Regions from separate parts of the Homo sapiens genome. Here region 1 is linked to region 2. A link is an interaction called in ENCODE POLR2A ChIA-PET data of the cell type or tissue named here. Cell type or tissue: Caco-2. All regions are shown on one strand.

Region 1 (8,000 bases), 310 kb before region 2:
AGGTCAATCCCACTATTCGTGACTATTAAGATTGAGGCAGGGCCAGTCATGGTGGCTCGCGCCTGTAATCCCAGCACTTTGGGAGGCCGAGGCATGCCGATGGCTTGAGCCCAGGAGTTCAAGACCAGCCTGGGCAACATGACAAAACCCCATCTCTACCTTAAATATATATATATACAAAAGTTAGCCAGGTATACTGGTATGCACCTGTGGTCCCAGCTACTCAGGAGGCTGAGGTGGAAAAATCACTTAGCCTGGGAGCTCAAGGCTAAGTAGTGAACCTGCAGTGAGAAGTGATCATGCCACTGTGCTCCAGCCTGGGCAACAGAGTGAGACCCTGTCTCAAAAAAAAAAAAAAAAAAAAGATTGAAGCAGGGCAGCAGGTGTTTGGGAAAAAGGTTTCTCACCCCATGTGGTTAGCTGGCCCTCCTAGGACCATGGCTTACTATTTGACCTTGGGCAAGTTTCTTAATTCTCCAGGCCTCAGTTTTCTCAGCATTTTCCTTAAATGAGCCTTCTGAAGACTAAAAGAGATAACACCTGTTAAATGCCTGGCCCAGAGGAAGCAGTTGGTAATTGGTAGGTATTAGTATTATTTTCCTCTCCAGTGGGAGAGCAGGAAACAGAATGGCCAGGCTGGAGCCAGCTCAGCCCTGGTGTCTTCCCTAGAGGACAACATGCTGCTCCCCAGCCCTGAGCACGCCAGTCTTCAGGTCCTGCCAGGTACAGGACAGCTTGTAGTCCCACACGGCAGTCGGTCGGCCAACCGCACCCCACAAGCCTCATCCAATATTGATGCAGTGTCTAATGTCTCCTGAACACAATACACTGCTTCTCAAACAAGCTCCTGCCTTTCTATGACCCAGAGGAGGCAGAGGACTCTTGACATCCCTTAAACAGCTACACACCTGGTAAATTTTGCCCCTAATCACAGGCAAATGTTATGCGAACCATTTCTTTCCAGGCCGGATGAATGGTCCCACTGCCTGCTTTCAGGGTTTTCCTCACTACTCTGGCTCTTCCAAGAAAGGAAAGAAAGGAGATGAAAACCACAGTTGGAAGCACCTCCTCTGTGCCAGGCACAGGACAAAAGGCTGTGCATGCATAATCTAATCCCAACAGGAATCCTTCCAAGTGGGTGCTATGGGCTACCATTTATAGATGGGACTGAGATGTAAGGGGGTTGATTAGGTCACTCAAGCAAGATCACACCATTTGGATGGGGCGAAGTTAAACTTTAGATTCCGCATCTCAGACTGGTGTGCCCTGCTGACGCTACTCAGGAAATGAGACTGAAGTGTGTGGGAAATCCCCACGCCCCAGCAAGCAGGCCTGTGGCCAGGACCACTGCCTGGGGTCAGGCTCACTTAGCTGCCCTGCACCACTTTCCTGGAAGGTTTCATCATTGAAATTAAGGAATAATTTCTTATAGTTTGCCACAGAGTTAAGCCAAGTCAAAACTTTTAAGTTCTACTGGCCCCTGCCAAGCGATTGCAGATCAGATCTCCTCTCCTGCCCCCAAGGAGCTGCCTTTGTTTCCTTCTTTGTCCTGTCACAGCCCTCCCCCAAAGCATTAGATTCAGAAAGGCCTGGGCACTTGGGGCTGGGGGTGGCACAGGGGAATGAAACACTTGGAGAGGAAAAAAAAAAACAACAACCCTGACTAATACAAAAGAAATTTCCCAACCACATATGCACCATATAATTACCTACATACATACACATACATAATGAAGGAGATCTTAAAGCATGCATTTAGTAAGGCTTTACAGAATAAATGTATTTGAGGGCAGTCTTCCAGTAAGTGAACATTAATCAACAGAGAACAAGAAAGATAAATATTCTACCCAGCAAGCCAAGGGATAATAATACCCCTCATAGGGCCAGAGAAATTGAAGGGAGAAGATAATGAGTTGTTTTCTTTATGCTCAAATTAAAGGTGGGACAACTAAATGTATTCCTTCTTCAGCACCTACTATGTGCCTGAACCAAAACAAGGCAAAACAGCCAAAAACAAAGCAAGACACTGTGGGTACATAGCAGGTCTAGGACCAGAGGAGGCCAAGGGGACAGAAGATGGATGGGGATGTCGGGGGGCCTCCCCCGTGTCCATTCCTGGTAAACCCAGCTTCCTGTGCAGCTCAGGCCTTGGAAGAAGCCAGCCCTGCGCCCCCCACCTACTCTGGGGCAGGGTCTCACCCCCTGACTATACGTTTGGTTGTGAGGGTCAAGACACATGAGCTGGTCAGAGATCACTTGGCAAGAGCCAAGAGAGCTTAGAGAGTTTTGACTTGTGACAAACACTAAAGGAAAGCAGTGCAGTAAATGGGCCTGACCCCAGGCAGAGGCCCTGAGCACAGACCCATTGTGGGGACTTCCATGTTCCTCGGTCCAAGGGCCACATCCTGACCCAGCTCAGGACCATGGAACAGCAGGTGAGGTGTGCCGGGTACCTCGGGGAAAGCTTCCCTTGCTCTTCTGGAACCATTCCCCAAAACCCTGTCTATCTCTCCTGAGTCTGGGCAGGTGTGTATGTGAAGCCAAGAGCAGTTGAAGCCATGTTACCACCCTGAGGGAAATCAGACTCAAGATGAAGCAGGGCCCACAGAAGGTGGAACAGAGAGACAGAGATTTTGAAAAAGGAGCTGTCATCTATGCCAATCTTCCTGAGAAACTGATGAGACAGAAATGAAACAGGGTCCCCAATTCCCGTATTAGATGGTGGAGGATGACCAAAACCCTGAGTAGCATCAGGGTCCTTAAAGGATGCTGTTCCCAGATGAGGGGCCCCCAAAGGAGGGCAAACTGGGCTGCTTGTCAATGGGGTCCGAGGACCAGAGCGGCCTTGGTCACTGAGGAGGTCCCATTGTGAAACAGCTAAGAGCTTCGGCATCCGCGGCCTGGGCTTGAGTCCTGGCTCTGCCCCTAGCTCGTGTCATCTTAGCAAATGACTTAACTTCAGAGAGCCTCTGTTTCCTAAACTGACCAATGGAGACAAATACACCTACCCCAAAATACGGCTGTACGGATTCAACGAGGTGAAGTGCATGCAAGGGCTTGGCACACGGTGAGTGTCCCATGAGCGTTAGTTGTGCTGCTTGAGGCCCAGTGTTCCAGGGGGGACGCCATAACCAAGTGTCCTCAAGAGCCGTTGGCTCCCAGGGAGAGAGGTGGACATGAGGTCACACATGAAGAGCTCTTGGCAGGGTGCCTGCTCACAGCAAGCGCTCAGCAAACGGCAGCTGCTGGAATGATTACCACTATTTTAAGCCTTCTCTACTCAGAAGCTAGATCACTGTTTGGACCCACATGGGCTCCTCCTCGGTAGGCTTAGGCCAGGCGGAGCACACCAGGCCCTCGGCATCATGCCCTTTGGCCCCCAGAGCCCCGTGTCTCCCTACCTCTGCACAGCTCCAGACATTAGCCTCCAACTCCAGGCCCCGGAGCCTGGAGAGAAACCTGCTTCCCAACATTACTCCCACATTCCTGCTGCAAGAATGCCTTTATATGGCACAGTCCTGTGGGCTGAGATTTAATTAACCCTTTACATGCCTTTGCAAAACACCACACCAGAGAACAATTCTTCCTCTGTCCTTGGAAGGTACTGATGCCAAGAGAATGTTTTCATTTGGTTATTATCTCTTGTCTCCTCTTGAGGAGATGCCGTCGTGCCGGTTATCCAAGGCAAGGACCTGTGTGAGCACCTCAGAAGCAGAACTCAGTGATTCTGGAAGTAGAAGAGAGACTTTGTTTGGGTTTGAGGTCGCCAAAAACGTTGCGGGCCTACTATGTACAAAGCATGGTGCGGGATGTACAAAGCTGAAAAACATGCAATTCTTGACTTCAGGATAGTCCCTAAGACAAGAGAGTAATGAGTCTACAGCCATACCGCCCTGAATGCGCCTTATCTAGGAAGCTAAGCAGAGTCAGGCCTAGTTAGTACTTGGAAAAGAGACAAAAGAGTAAATAAATTGTGGTGAATAAAACAGGAGAAATAATCTGAAAGGAAGGTAGAACCCTAGACCATTAAGCGCTTGTTAAAAAAAAAAATAATAGTAATAATGATAACACCACCAGCAAAAAACAAAAACCCCTAGTTTTGGAGCAGAGGCCTGGTTGGAAAGAGAAGAGCCAGGTGCAGATATTTGATCCTCTCCACTCTCCCACAAAGAGCTCGGCACAGGATAAGGTCAAACACAAGAAGATCACCGCTTATCAGTGACACATCTGCTAAGCTGCAGTCAGCGCCCGTCTGCCTGCCTGCTACCCTCTGTAACCCGGCCCGCCTTATCAGGAGCTCGGTCTATTTCCGCAAGTGAGGGGCAGCACAGCAAGAAGACCGGGATGGTGGCTCCAGTATACATCAGGAAGATGGGGCACTCAGCAACAGCCCTCTAGGAGATCTCCATGGTGCCAGGGGCTTTCTACTCAGGCCACACTAGATAGGGCTTCCACGCTGAACTCTCCAAAAGCCAGTTTGAGTCATGTCAGTATCAGTCTGTCCCCAACCCTCAACCATCAGTGGCTGCTTCCCTGTGCCAGACTCCTATTTAAACTCCTCAGCCCAGCATCTGGTGCCCTTCACCATCTGACTCCAGTTTGCTCTTCCAGCCTCATCCCCAGTACTCGTGCTGGTTCCTTCACCTAGAACACCTTGCCCGCCTCACCCGGGCTCCACTGTTGGAGTCCTGCCCACTCTTTCAGATCTGCCTCAGATACCTTTTCCCTCAGAGAGACTTCCCTGATCCACCCAGAACCCCTTCTTCCTCCCTGCCCCACCCATTTCCTGAAATGACCTCGATCTCCTCTGACTTCTCCTGCATTTTAGACCTGGCTGGTATCACTTGTCACATCCCACCTAGGATTGGGTCTCTCTTATTCCATTTACTTGGAAGCTCCCTGAGGTGAGACTCTCTATTGTACTGTTCTCCATCTCCCATCTCCGGAGGTTCACATGCCAAAGGTTCTCTCCCTTAAAGGATGGACTCGCTGCCGTAGCTTCCACCATTTTGTCAAAGTGGTGGACTCCAAAACTCAAGTTCCTATCTCCAGACAGCTCTCTGAGCATTGGTGTTTGTACATCCAGTTAGCATCTTGGAATCAGCGTGCTATAGCCCCCATAATACCTGAACTTCCTTTACTAACATAAATCCAAAAGTGAAGTCTTCCTCCTCTTCCTTGACTTCCCTATTCCTGCCATGGTGTAGAATGTACAAAGCTGGGAAACATGCAACTCTTGACTTCAAGGTAGTCCCTTGAAGTCACTGCCCAGTGCAGCGGGGCTATTGAAACCCCATCCTGGCCCCCAAATGCTCACAGCCACTCATGGAATGGGCATTCTCAGAAAATTCATTCTTGAATGCCCTTTCACCCTACCCATGCCTGTCTCCCCTGTAGCCTTCCCCTGTAACCCATCCGTCTTTTTCAGGCCACTCCCTCCTGCATCATGCATGGAAGGACCCTGATATAGTTTGGATATTTGTCTCCGCCGAAATCTCATGTTGAATTGTAATCCCCAATGCGGGAGGCGGGGCCTGGTGGGAGGTGTTTGAATCCTGGGGGCAGATCCCTCATAGCCTGGTGCTGTCTTTGTGATAGTGAGTTCTTGCAAGACCTGGTCATTTATAAGCATATGGCACTTCCCTCTATTCTCTCTCTCTTGCCCGTGCTTTTGCCATGTGACACGCCTGCTCCCCCTTTGCCTTCTTCCATGGCTGTAAGTTTCCTGAGGCCTCCCTAGAAGCCAAGCAGATGCTAGCACCAGGCTTCCTGTAAAGCCTGCAGAAACATGAGCCAATTAAACCTCTTTTCTTTATAAATTACCCAGTCACAGGTATTTCTTTATAGCAATGCAAGAACGGCCCAATACAGACCCTCTTCCCTAGCTTTCAACTTTCTTGCTGTTTTCCAGCCTCAGACTTGAGTTTCCTCCTTTCCCAGGCCTGGCTGTGCCTGAGAATGAAGTAAAAGACCCCCTTTCAGTGGGGTCTTTGTCCTCACTCTGTTCCCTGCTCTTGGTGACCCTAACTAGCTCAGGCACGTCTCCAGAAGATGCCTTCAGTTGTCCAGGCTGAAAAGCCCAGAATCAGCTTTAACTCCTCTCTCTCCTTCAGTGCCCAGGCCCATTTACTCCTCTGGTATAATGACTTTGGAATCTCCCCCTTGGGTCCTATCACTCTTCTTTGTCAAGACCCTGAAACATGCATCAGTACCAATTACTCCTTCCCTCCATGGGCTCCCCTGAGTGAGGTCCTCCTTCCATTCTAGTCCTAAGCACTTGGCTTATGAGTCTGTGTCTCCCTCCATACTGTGAGGATGAAGAAGGGACTAATCAATCCTGTGTCCCCAGTGTCAACAAAGGTCTTTTTTTTTTTTTTTTTGAGACGGAGTCTTGCTCTGTTGCCCAGGCTGGAGTGCAGTGGCACAATCTTGGCACATTGCAACCTCTGCCTTTGGGTTCAAGCAATCCTTCTGCCTCAGCCTCCCGAGTAGCTAGGATTACAAGCGCCGGCCACCACACCCCGCTAATTTTTGTATTTTTAGTAGAGACGGGGTTTCACCATATTGGTCAGGCAGGTCTCGAACTCCTGACCTCAGGTGATCCTCCTGCCTCAGTCTCCCAAAGCTCTGGGATTACAGGAGTGAGCCACCGCCCTGGCCTACAAAGGTCTTTTTTATAGTAGGTGCTCAATAAATGAAGACATATTGGATGAGTGCCCGCCTGCCATGTGCAAAATCCAGTGTTAAGTGCTAGGGGAACCCAGAAGCCCTGCTGCCTGGAAACCATTAGATATGGACTTACAGGATGGATAATGTAAGAACAAAGTGCAGACTGGTGCTGCAGGGCTTCTGAGAAAGAGAAGGCGACCCAACAGCACACAGTAAAACAAATATACGGGGAGGAGCAGGGAAGTAGAGGGGAGAGCTCAAAAGGGAGAAATGGTGCATGGCTAATAAGAGACAATGAATAGACCGGTTTGGGGAGGCCAGGTTGGAGAAATGGGCGGAGTCCAATTGCAAGGGCTGATGAATACCAGGGTAATGGCAATGCCTTTAGCTAACTTTCATTGAGTACCTGCTGGATACCAAACACTAATTTATGTTTTGTTCATGGATTATCTCATGTATTCCTTATAGTCCTATGAGGCAATTACTGTGATTACACAGTCTGGGTATGATTATACCCACTTTGAGGAAAGAGGATGAGGAAACTAAAGCATGGAAAGGTTCTCCCACTCACCCAGGCCCACACAGTGGTTAAGTGGTAGAGAAGGGAAGGGTTCAAACCAATGACAACTTGGTGCAAGAGCCTACACTCTCAGCCACTACCCTCTCCAGTCACTCAGGTTAAGCCTTGGTCTTTATTCTGAAGGCAGCAAGGAGATATGGAAAATGGGGAGGAGGAAGAGGTGAGCAAGAAGAGTGACACACACCACTGGAGGTTCTGGAGTCTTCATCTACCAACTCTCTGTAGGGCACATTTGGAAAGGAAAAGGGAAAACTGAAGTCTAGGGGGTTAATTTAGAGGAAAGGGACAAAACAGTGCTATAGAAAAGCCCTGGACTTCAAAGGGAAACCTGAGTTTGAGCTCCATATCAGGACTTCATGGGCTACTCAGCCCTTTCTTAGGGACTCTGTTTTCCCATCTGTAAATGGAGAGAAGAACTGGGATCCCTGCCAGCTCTCAGGTTCTGTGGTTTGATGGGGATTTTGTAATGTGAGGAGATGGCCACCTCAATTAATCCACGGCATAGAATCAGCTAAACCCCGTCTCCAGCCTCACACCCCTTATGGAGCCTTCCTGATTACAGCCTCCAACTCCCGTCCCCGTGTCTGCACCACATGTTGGTGACTTGGCGTATACTGTCTCATGCCATTATGGGTCTTTGAAGATTATGTCCTCAGCTAAACCCACAGCCCCTGGAGGGCCAGGGGTGGTTTTGTCTTGTGTTTCTCCATGGGTTTTTCTCTCGGCATTTAGTTCTGTGCATATTATACAA
Region 2 (8,000 bases):
GAAGGTGTAGACCCTGAGAGGGTCTCAAAGGGGCTCTGCTGGAGGGGATGCTTTGGCGAGCCATGGAATGGCTCCAGATTTCCTTTCCATACTGCTGGTGTCCTGGGACCAGGGGGAACCTGGGCTGCCTTGGCATGTTGACCTCTGACCACTGAGGAGGCTACGGTGGGAAAACTGTCTTGTTCAGAAGGCCCACTGCAGTAGGGGTGGCTGTTGAAACTTAAGCATCCCGTAACCTCAGGCGGCTCGAGTCTTCTTTTTAGCCTCCTAGAGAGTGATCACTTTGGGGAAACTGAAGCAGCAATGACCATTCTGACAGCCTAGGGTAAGAAATAGGGCCGAGATCTTATTATAAAGTGAATCTGAACTACAGACCAGTGATTTTTTGATCCTGTCTGAACATCAAAATCAGAAGTTAAGGCTGGGTGTGGTGGCTCATGCCTGTAATCCCAGCACTTTGGGAGGCCGAGGCAGGCAGATTACTTGAGGCCAGAAGTTTGAGACCAGCCTCGCCAACATGGTGAAACCCCATCTCTGCTAAAAATACAAAAATTAGCTGGCCATGGTGATGTATGCCTGTAATCCCAGCTACTTGGGAGGCTGAGGCAGGAGAATGGCTTGAATCCGGGAAGTGGAGGTTGCAGTGAGCCAAGATCATGCCACTGCACTCCAGCCTGGGTGGCAGAGAGAGATTCTGTCTCAAAAAAAAAAAAAAAAAAATCAGAAGTTAAAGAAAAAAAAATCCCTGTGGCCTATTTCCTAGACCTAATTCAGCAGGGGCTGGAGGTGGGGCGTGGAAATCTGTAATTTTAATTGGTTTCCAGGCTATTGTAATCTGCAGTTAAGGAGAACAAAGACTGTAGCTAAATATTGCTTTTCTGCATATAATTTTCGTAGAAAGTGTATCCTCTGGTTAGAGATATGGGGAACAGGTGGGGCTTGCAACTCTCACAGCCCCCAAATCCCAGGACCCCAGCTTGTTTGCTATAATTCAGCCATGGAAGGTCTGTGCCAGCCTGCCACATTCCTGCTGGACTTTGTCTGGAAACCAGCTGCCTGGCCAATCTCTTGAGCCTCTTCCCTAGCTCAGGGGGTGAAGTTTGGGGTGTTGGTGCCTGTGGAATAGAATCTTCCCTCGCCTTGTCTAGGAGAGGTGCTGTGTCTCACAGGGGTTCAGGACTGCTTTTCACCACCGTGTGGCCACATCCTTATCCCAGTAGATATTAAACAGAGAGTTCCCCTCTCCCTGGTTGTGAGGAAAATTCTCCTCAGACAGGGAACTCATGTCTTGAGGTTCTAAGCAGTGAGACCAGGCTGGGGCCAAGCTGGGCTGGGTGCTGGGCTGGGTGCTGTGCTGGGCCGGGCACTGGGCTGGACACCTGTGTTTGGGTTGAGGGTTGCTAGGAGCTACTCTGCCTTCTGGGGCCTGGGTGGGGCAGTGGCTGGCTGGCTTCCAGACAGAAGGCAAGTTTCTCAGTTCCTGAGTTGGGATTTGTTGCTCAGAAAAGGGAGTTGGCACAGGTTCCTGCCCTGTCCCCAGACGCTTTGTGGACGAGAACTCCTCTCTGGGGTAGAAATTAGGAGCTGTGGGCTTCACCCCTGGTCTTACCACAGATCAGCTCTGGAAGCACCTCTGTTACCTGTCAGGGGAAAACGGGTCACCATTATCGCAGCAAAGGATTCATAGAATTGTGTGAAGCTGCAGAGTGTGCAGTGAGACCCTGTCACATGGAAATAAAATGAAGTTAGGTCAAGGGCAAGAGCTGAGGGCTGACCCAGAGGCTGAAGGGAGGGCTGGAGGGATCAAGGTGTGGGCAATGCGGTGGCTGAGGGGGGTCACAGGTGTGGCTTGTTCAGTCAGGTGAGAAGGAGCACCAAGGACGTCATGGAGGTCATGACCGCGCATCCTGAGAGAGACTGGAGAACTGGTGTCCGAGAGGCCCCGCCAACACCTGTGTGATCAGTGGTTGCAGAGGCCAACATCGCCATGGGCTTTCAGGGCAGCTGGCGGACTCAGGGGCATCTGAAGCAAATTGAAACTGATGGAGAAACACAGTGTCAGACACTACCTTGAAAAAAATCATCTTTCCCCGCGACCCTAAAGGTGTCCATGTCTCAGTGACAAGGGATGGCAGGTTGATGGGTTTTGTTGACACTCTTCATAACGAACTCTTCCCAAAACCACACGGCCTCGCACTTGGGAACTGAAACATTTGTGAGTCCAATGTCAGAAAAATGGCATCCTTTGGTTTAGTGGCCGATTTCTTCATGACAATAATGCTTTAGCCCCTGAAGGGCTTTTTGTGAAGTAGTTTAAAAGTGTTAATTTGCTTTTACTGACTTCTCCTTTCTCCTCTCACCCTTAGGTCCCGGATGTTACAGGTCAGAGCCCTCCAGACCCCCAAGGACTGTACTCACTGCCCAGAAATAGCTGCTGCCTCTGGGCAACCTTGTAGGCACCTTCTCCACCCAGGACATGGGCACCCGTGACGATGTCCCCGAAGGTAAGGGGCACCATGGGAGGCCTGCTGCTGGTGTTTTCCAGGCTAGGGGACCTGCCTCGGACACTCCCAAGGGCCAGAAAAAGGGAGATGTGGGGATAAAGGGCTGCTGGGAGATAACAGCCAGGTGGCCGTGCCTTTCCAGCCCTGGCCAGCTCCCCACATGCTGCCGCTCAGCTGGCTGTCTGGGTGGCTCCCTGGCCTAAGGAGGTGCTTGGTGTTCCAGGGCCTTGGCCTGAGCTTTATCTCCACTCTCTGCAGCAGGGTGGTTGGTTCCTTGAGGGGCTAATTCTGTTCTGTGGTCAAGGTTATGTGGATGGGCAGGGGATATGGGCCGGGCCCTCAGGGAGGGTGAACGACTCTGTTTCCTTAGCCAACCAAGTGGGGTAGTGGGAGCAGTGTGTGGCCAGTTAGCATCAGGAGATGGGCCTTGAGGCCTGGCTCTGCTTTTGGGAGCTGGCTGGGTGAGCCTCAGTTTCCCCTGGAAAGTGAGGGGATTGGTTCTGCCCCAGATGAAATGGGTGCTAGCAAGGTGCAGAGCTGCTTCATCCTGCATGGGCTGGAGCAGGGGCCAGATGGCCATTTGGAAGGAAGGCAGAGAAGCAGGATGGCCAGAGCAGCGGTTCAGGAGACAGCGCATGATGCACACGGCAGAACTCCCCGGGGCTTCGACATATGAATCGGAAAAGACCTGCTTACTTTAGTGCTAAAGCAGATCCCACCTGAATGTAGATTCCAGTGGAGAAGTGGGAGGTGCTGAGATCTTAGAAAGAAAAATCTACAAATCTAGAAATAGGATAAAGATGTTGTATGAACCTTTAGTGCTGTCAACTCCTTTGCTTTACTGATGTGGGAACTGAGACTCAGAGAAGTTAGCTTATTTCCTCAAGGTCACACAGGTGGAAAAAGTGGGAACCCAGGCTCCTGAGTTCCAGACTAGGAGTCTTGCAGCCTGGGGATGGACGAGCTGGGTTTCCACCTGCGTGGTGGCTTCTCCAGGTGGTGGCTTAGGTCCCCATGGATGGTCCTGAGGTGGGCTCGGGAAGGGCTGAGCCAGGAGGGTGTGGGACCCACGTTTGTGAAGTGCCTACTTAGCAGCAGGTACAGTACTACAGAGATGAGTAAGACACAGTGACTGTTCCTAGGGAAGCTGCAGGGCAGGAACAGAGAGAGGCATGGGGAAGAGAGAGTAACACAGGGCTGTGCCTGGGGCTGTGGGAACACAGGAGAGGGAGGGCTTCTCTTTCTCTTTTAAAAATATTGACACATAATAGTTGTACATATTTTCTGGGTGTACATGTGATATTTGGATACAGGCATTCAATGAGTAATGATCAAATTAGGGTAATTGGGATTTCCAGCACCTCAACCACTGGCCATTTCTTGATGTTGGGAACATTCCAATTCTAGCTATTTTGAATTATACAATACATTATTATGAGCTATAGTCACCCTACTATACTATCAAACAATAGCTCTCATTCCTTCTATCTAACTGTATTTTTGTACCCATTAACCAACCTCTCTTCATTCCACCCCCTTCTCTTCCCAGTCTCTGGTAACCACCATTCTGTTCTCTGCCTCTGTGAGACTGACTTTTTAAGCTCCCATATATGAATGAAAACAAGTAGAATTTGTCTCTCTGTGCCTGGCTTACTTCACTTAAGATAATGACTGCCAGGCTGGGAGTGGTGGCTCACATCTGTAATCCTAGCACTTTGGGAGGCAGAGGCGGGCAGATTGCATGAGCTCAGGATTTCGAGACCAGCCTGGGCAACATGGTGAAACCCTGTCTCTATGAAAATACAAAAAAATTAGCTGGGCATGGTGGCAGGTGCCTGTAATCCCAGCTACTAGGGGGAGCTGAGGCAGGAGAATCACTTGAACCCAGGAGGCGGAGGTTGCAGTGAGCCGAGATCGCACCACTGAGACTCCATCTCAAAAAAAAAAAAAAAAAAAAAAAAAGATAATGACCTCCAGTTCCATCCATGTTGCTGCAAGTGGCAGGATTTGATTCTTTTTTTATTCTTTTTTATGGCCTAATAGTATCCCATTGTGTATATGTGCCACATTTTCTTTATCCATTCATCCATTGATGGACACTTAGGCTGATTCCATGTCTTGGCTATTGTGAATAATGTAATAAACATGAGAGTGCAGATAGCTCTTCAATGTACTGATTTACTTTCTGTTGGATATTCATCCAGCAGTGACCTCAAAAGCACAGGCAACAAAAGCAAAAATAGACAAATGGGATTCCATCAAGTTAAAAAGCTTCTGTAGACACAAGGAAACAGTCAATAGAGTGAAGAATAGGAGAAAATATTTGCAAACTATCCATCCGACAAAGGATTAATAACCAGAATATATAAGGAACTCAAACAACTCAGTAACAAAAACAGAGAATCTGCTTTAAAAACTGGCAAAAGATGGAAGGCTTCTTAAAGGAGCGCATGCCTTAGCTGAACTTCCCCTCCTCTTTCCTGACTCCTGCTCCCTGTATGCTCTCAGCTCAGTGGTCCCTCCCTCTGGGAAGCTTTTTCTGTCCCCATCTCTGGCCGGGCTCCCAGGCCCCGCACTGTCATTGCTTCTTAATCATTGTGTTCTCCGCCAGACTTCAAGTCTCACTGAGGACTGAGTCAGCCTTGCCCACTACTGTCTCACTGCACAGAGAGTGTTCACAAATCTCTGTGTCGCGGATAGAGGGTGTCTTTTGCTGAGCCGAGGGACGTTAGGAGAGAAGAGGGAAGATCAGTGTAGGACATGCTGATGAGGTGCCTGGGGACTTCCAAAAAGGAATTGGCAAGGTAATTGGATGCTCTGTAACGGGTGGGATTGGTCAGGGCGGAAGCCGTAGGGTAGGGGATTATCTGCAGGGTGTGGCAGTGAGGAAGTGTCCTGGGGAGAGCAGCTGGTGGACAGAGGTTGGGGATGGGCACTCCATCGGTCAATGATGTTGGGTGATGGAAGAGGGGTGCCCATGAAGGAGATGAAAAGGCATGGAGGGGGGTTTGGAACAAAGCCAGGATGCGAGGAGGGAGGAGGCAGCCAGGCTGAGAGGCTGGGGCAAGCGGGGTTGGAGGGATTTGGTGGAGATCACAGGCACCCTGCCTGGCCCTGCCAGGCTCTGGTGTTGGGGGTGGGGCCACCACATGCCTTGGTTTTTTGGGCAGGGACCCTGCGGGGTGGAGTGCTCAGGGTTACGGCCGGGTGTTCTTGGTTTGCTCCCAGTCTTGGCCTTGGAGGACTCTCAGGTGCTGCTCTCCTGTGCTTCTGTCTCCAGCCAAGGTCCTGGTCCCCGTGGCCGTGTACTGCGGGAGCATCCCTCGGACCAGTGCTGGGCCCCGGGTGCTCCCGCCTGGAAGCATCAACTCCAGTCTGCCTCATGGAGAAGGTGAGATGGGAAGACCTCACCTGGTCAGGGCCCCTGGCCTCATCCTGGAGCGGGGAGTGAGTGTGGTAGATGCCGGCTGTGTTCTCGAGCTACCAGCAGGTGTTATTTTTCCTGTGGCTCCTGCTGAAAATACCCTTTGATTCTTTCAAAGGCAGGTTCTTTTGATCCTGTGCCTCAGAGGTTGGAGGTGTGCAGAGGGGGACCCGCAGGAATAGGGAGCAGGGCTCTCTGCATGCGCCTGGACCTGGGAGTGCACTCAGCACCCAGGTTGGCAATGGGGAGGGGGCCCCTCTCAAGATGTCCACTCAGCGTCTCTGCCACTTGTCCAGCATCTGCAGCCTGGGTCTCTGGAGGGGCTGGGTTGTGGCCAAGCTTCTGAGAGCCCACCTGTCTGAATGCTCCCCCAGGGCCCAGGTGAAGAGCACCACTTCCTGAAGGTCTTCTAGAACCTCTTACCTCCTCTAAATGTGCAGAGTATTTTGTTTCTCTCCCATCTGGTGTGTCTGCTGGGGGTGGGGGTGATTTGCTCTGAGATGCCTGAGTTCCTCCTTGTAGTCTGTGCTTGGCATAGGTCAGTGCTCGGGGATCTGATGACTTTGTTGGACCCTGGAGATTGGTGGATGGTGGTCCCTGGGCAGACGACCTTCCCTATGATTCACGGCCTCTTGTCTGTGCTGCCATAGGACTGCCTGTGGATTCCCCCTTTTGTCCTGAGCACCTTGTGGCATGGGTCTTGTGAAGATTAGGTGCTTCAGAGACACTGTCGAATGAATGACTCGTCCCCAGGAGTGACTGAAACATTAAATGACTGGGTTTCACCAGGCAAGTGGCTGCCTGTTAGAAGGAAGCAATGTCAAGGAGCTTGCTGGTGCCTGGTGCCACCCTGGGTACTGCGTGCCAAGCCATTCACACCTCTGTCCCCCTCAGGTTCTCTCCAGCCTGAGCCAAGAGCCCTGCTGAACAACGAGGAACCGTCACAGCTCCTGCGTGGACTCGGACAGCTGGGTGGCCTCAAGCTGGACACCCCTTCCAAGGGCTGGCAGGCAAGGAATGGTCACCCCAGGAACCTCAGGGCCTTGTCTTTGGGGGACCAGCCCCTGGTGCTCCTCCCTTCTCCGGAGTCAGAGGCCAACAGCGTGGCCAGGGACACCATCCAGATTAAGGACAAGCTCAAGAAAAGGAGGCTCTCAGAGGGCTTGGCAGCGTCTTCCCGAGGTGAGCACTGGCCCCTGCCCACCCCTCACCCACCCACTTCCAGGTCAAGGGCCGCAGGCCTCCAGGGCTGTGAGGGTCAGCAGGCTTCCAGGTGGCATGCTGGGATGCCCTGGGGGTGATCGGTGGGTACATACCAGGTACCTTCTCTATGGCTTCAGCGACCTCCTTGGAGCTGAGCCTCCCTCCCGGGCTCTGCAGTGCTTCCCGACTGGCCTCTTCATTCCCACCCTTGCGCCTTCTAGTCTTGCTCCAGAAGGATCCTTTTAAGCAAATGTTCTTCCCATTTCCACCAACTATGCTCAAAATCAGCCAGTAGGTTTTGGATGTGCTTAGACTAAGATCCCAAATGTTCCCTTATGCACAAGACCTTCTGGCCCTGGCCTCACCCCAACTGTGTCACTCTCTGCCTTCGGTCTCTGCTGTCCAGGGCCTGGGGCTTGTGGGCTCTTTCCTGCCTGAGGTTTAGAGCCACTGCTCCTCCCCCACCCCTCCTCCGTTTCCCACTCAGAAAATCCCCACCCAGCCTCCCTTCTTGGCTTCAAAGCCCTCCTCAAAGAGGCCTCCTTGACTCCCCAATGTGAGTTTGCCCCTTAGGATGCTCTCCAATAATGCCCTATCATTTTTTTCCTTCAGTTCTTTTCATGGTTTGCATTTATATTTTTACTTTTGTGACTATTTAAAACCTGAATCTTGCATGTAATTGTCAGCTCCAAGAGGGCAGTGACTGAGATCTCGGTGTGAGGCACAGTCGCTTGGCAGCTAGGAGGCTCTCAAGAAACGTTTGTTGAGCAGATGAACAAGGGATTCAACAGCAGGCACTTTATACTGTCTCTCATCTGTGTGGTGGACAAGCCAAGTTCAAATCTTAGCCCCGATACTCACTGGCTCTG

The links. ChIA-PET counts read pairs that join two places held together with the same protein. Peaks named below come from ENCODE experiments on the same cell type or tissue, not always from the same donor. Only the 100,000 strongest peaks of a DNase experiment are listed, where the experiment ranks them.
Region 1: POLR2A ChIA-PET joins it to region 2 with 13 read pairs; 2 of 35 experiments call an interaction of 5 or more read pairs at or near these places.

What each region holds. Positions count from the first base shown.
Region 1 is chr2:28,680,101-28,688,100 of GRCh38, forward strand. It overlaps LOC105374384 (a long non-coding RNA gene), which reads right to left and starts at 3,473. Exons shown (of 3, transcript XR_939878.3): 1 at 3,009-3,473. It also overlaps the pseudogene RNA5SP89. RefSeq lists an enhancer at 1,232-1,321 and silencers at 2,645-2,851, 4,323-4,617. In Caco-2, no CTCF peak of the experiment used is centred here; DNase peaks (open chromatin) are centred at 3,421 and 4,251.
Region 2 is chr2:28,992,359-29,000,358 of GRCh38, forward strand. It overlaps TOGARAM2 (TOG array regulator of axonemal microtubules 2), which reads left to right. Exons shown (of 20, transcript NM_199280.4): 2 at 2,367-2,504; 3 at 5,785-5,895; 4 at 6,823-7,110. The coding sequence starts at 2,477. Among named protein-coding and RNA genes, the nearest start is that of TOGARAM2, 15 kb to the left of the region's middle. In Caco-2, no CTCF peak of the experiment used is centred here; no DNase peak of the experiment used is centred here.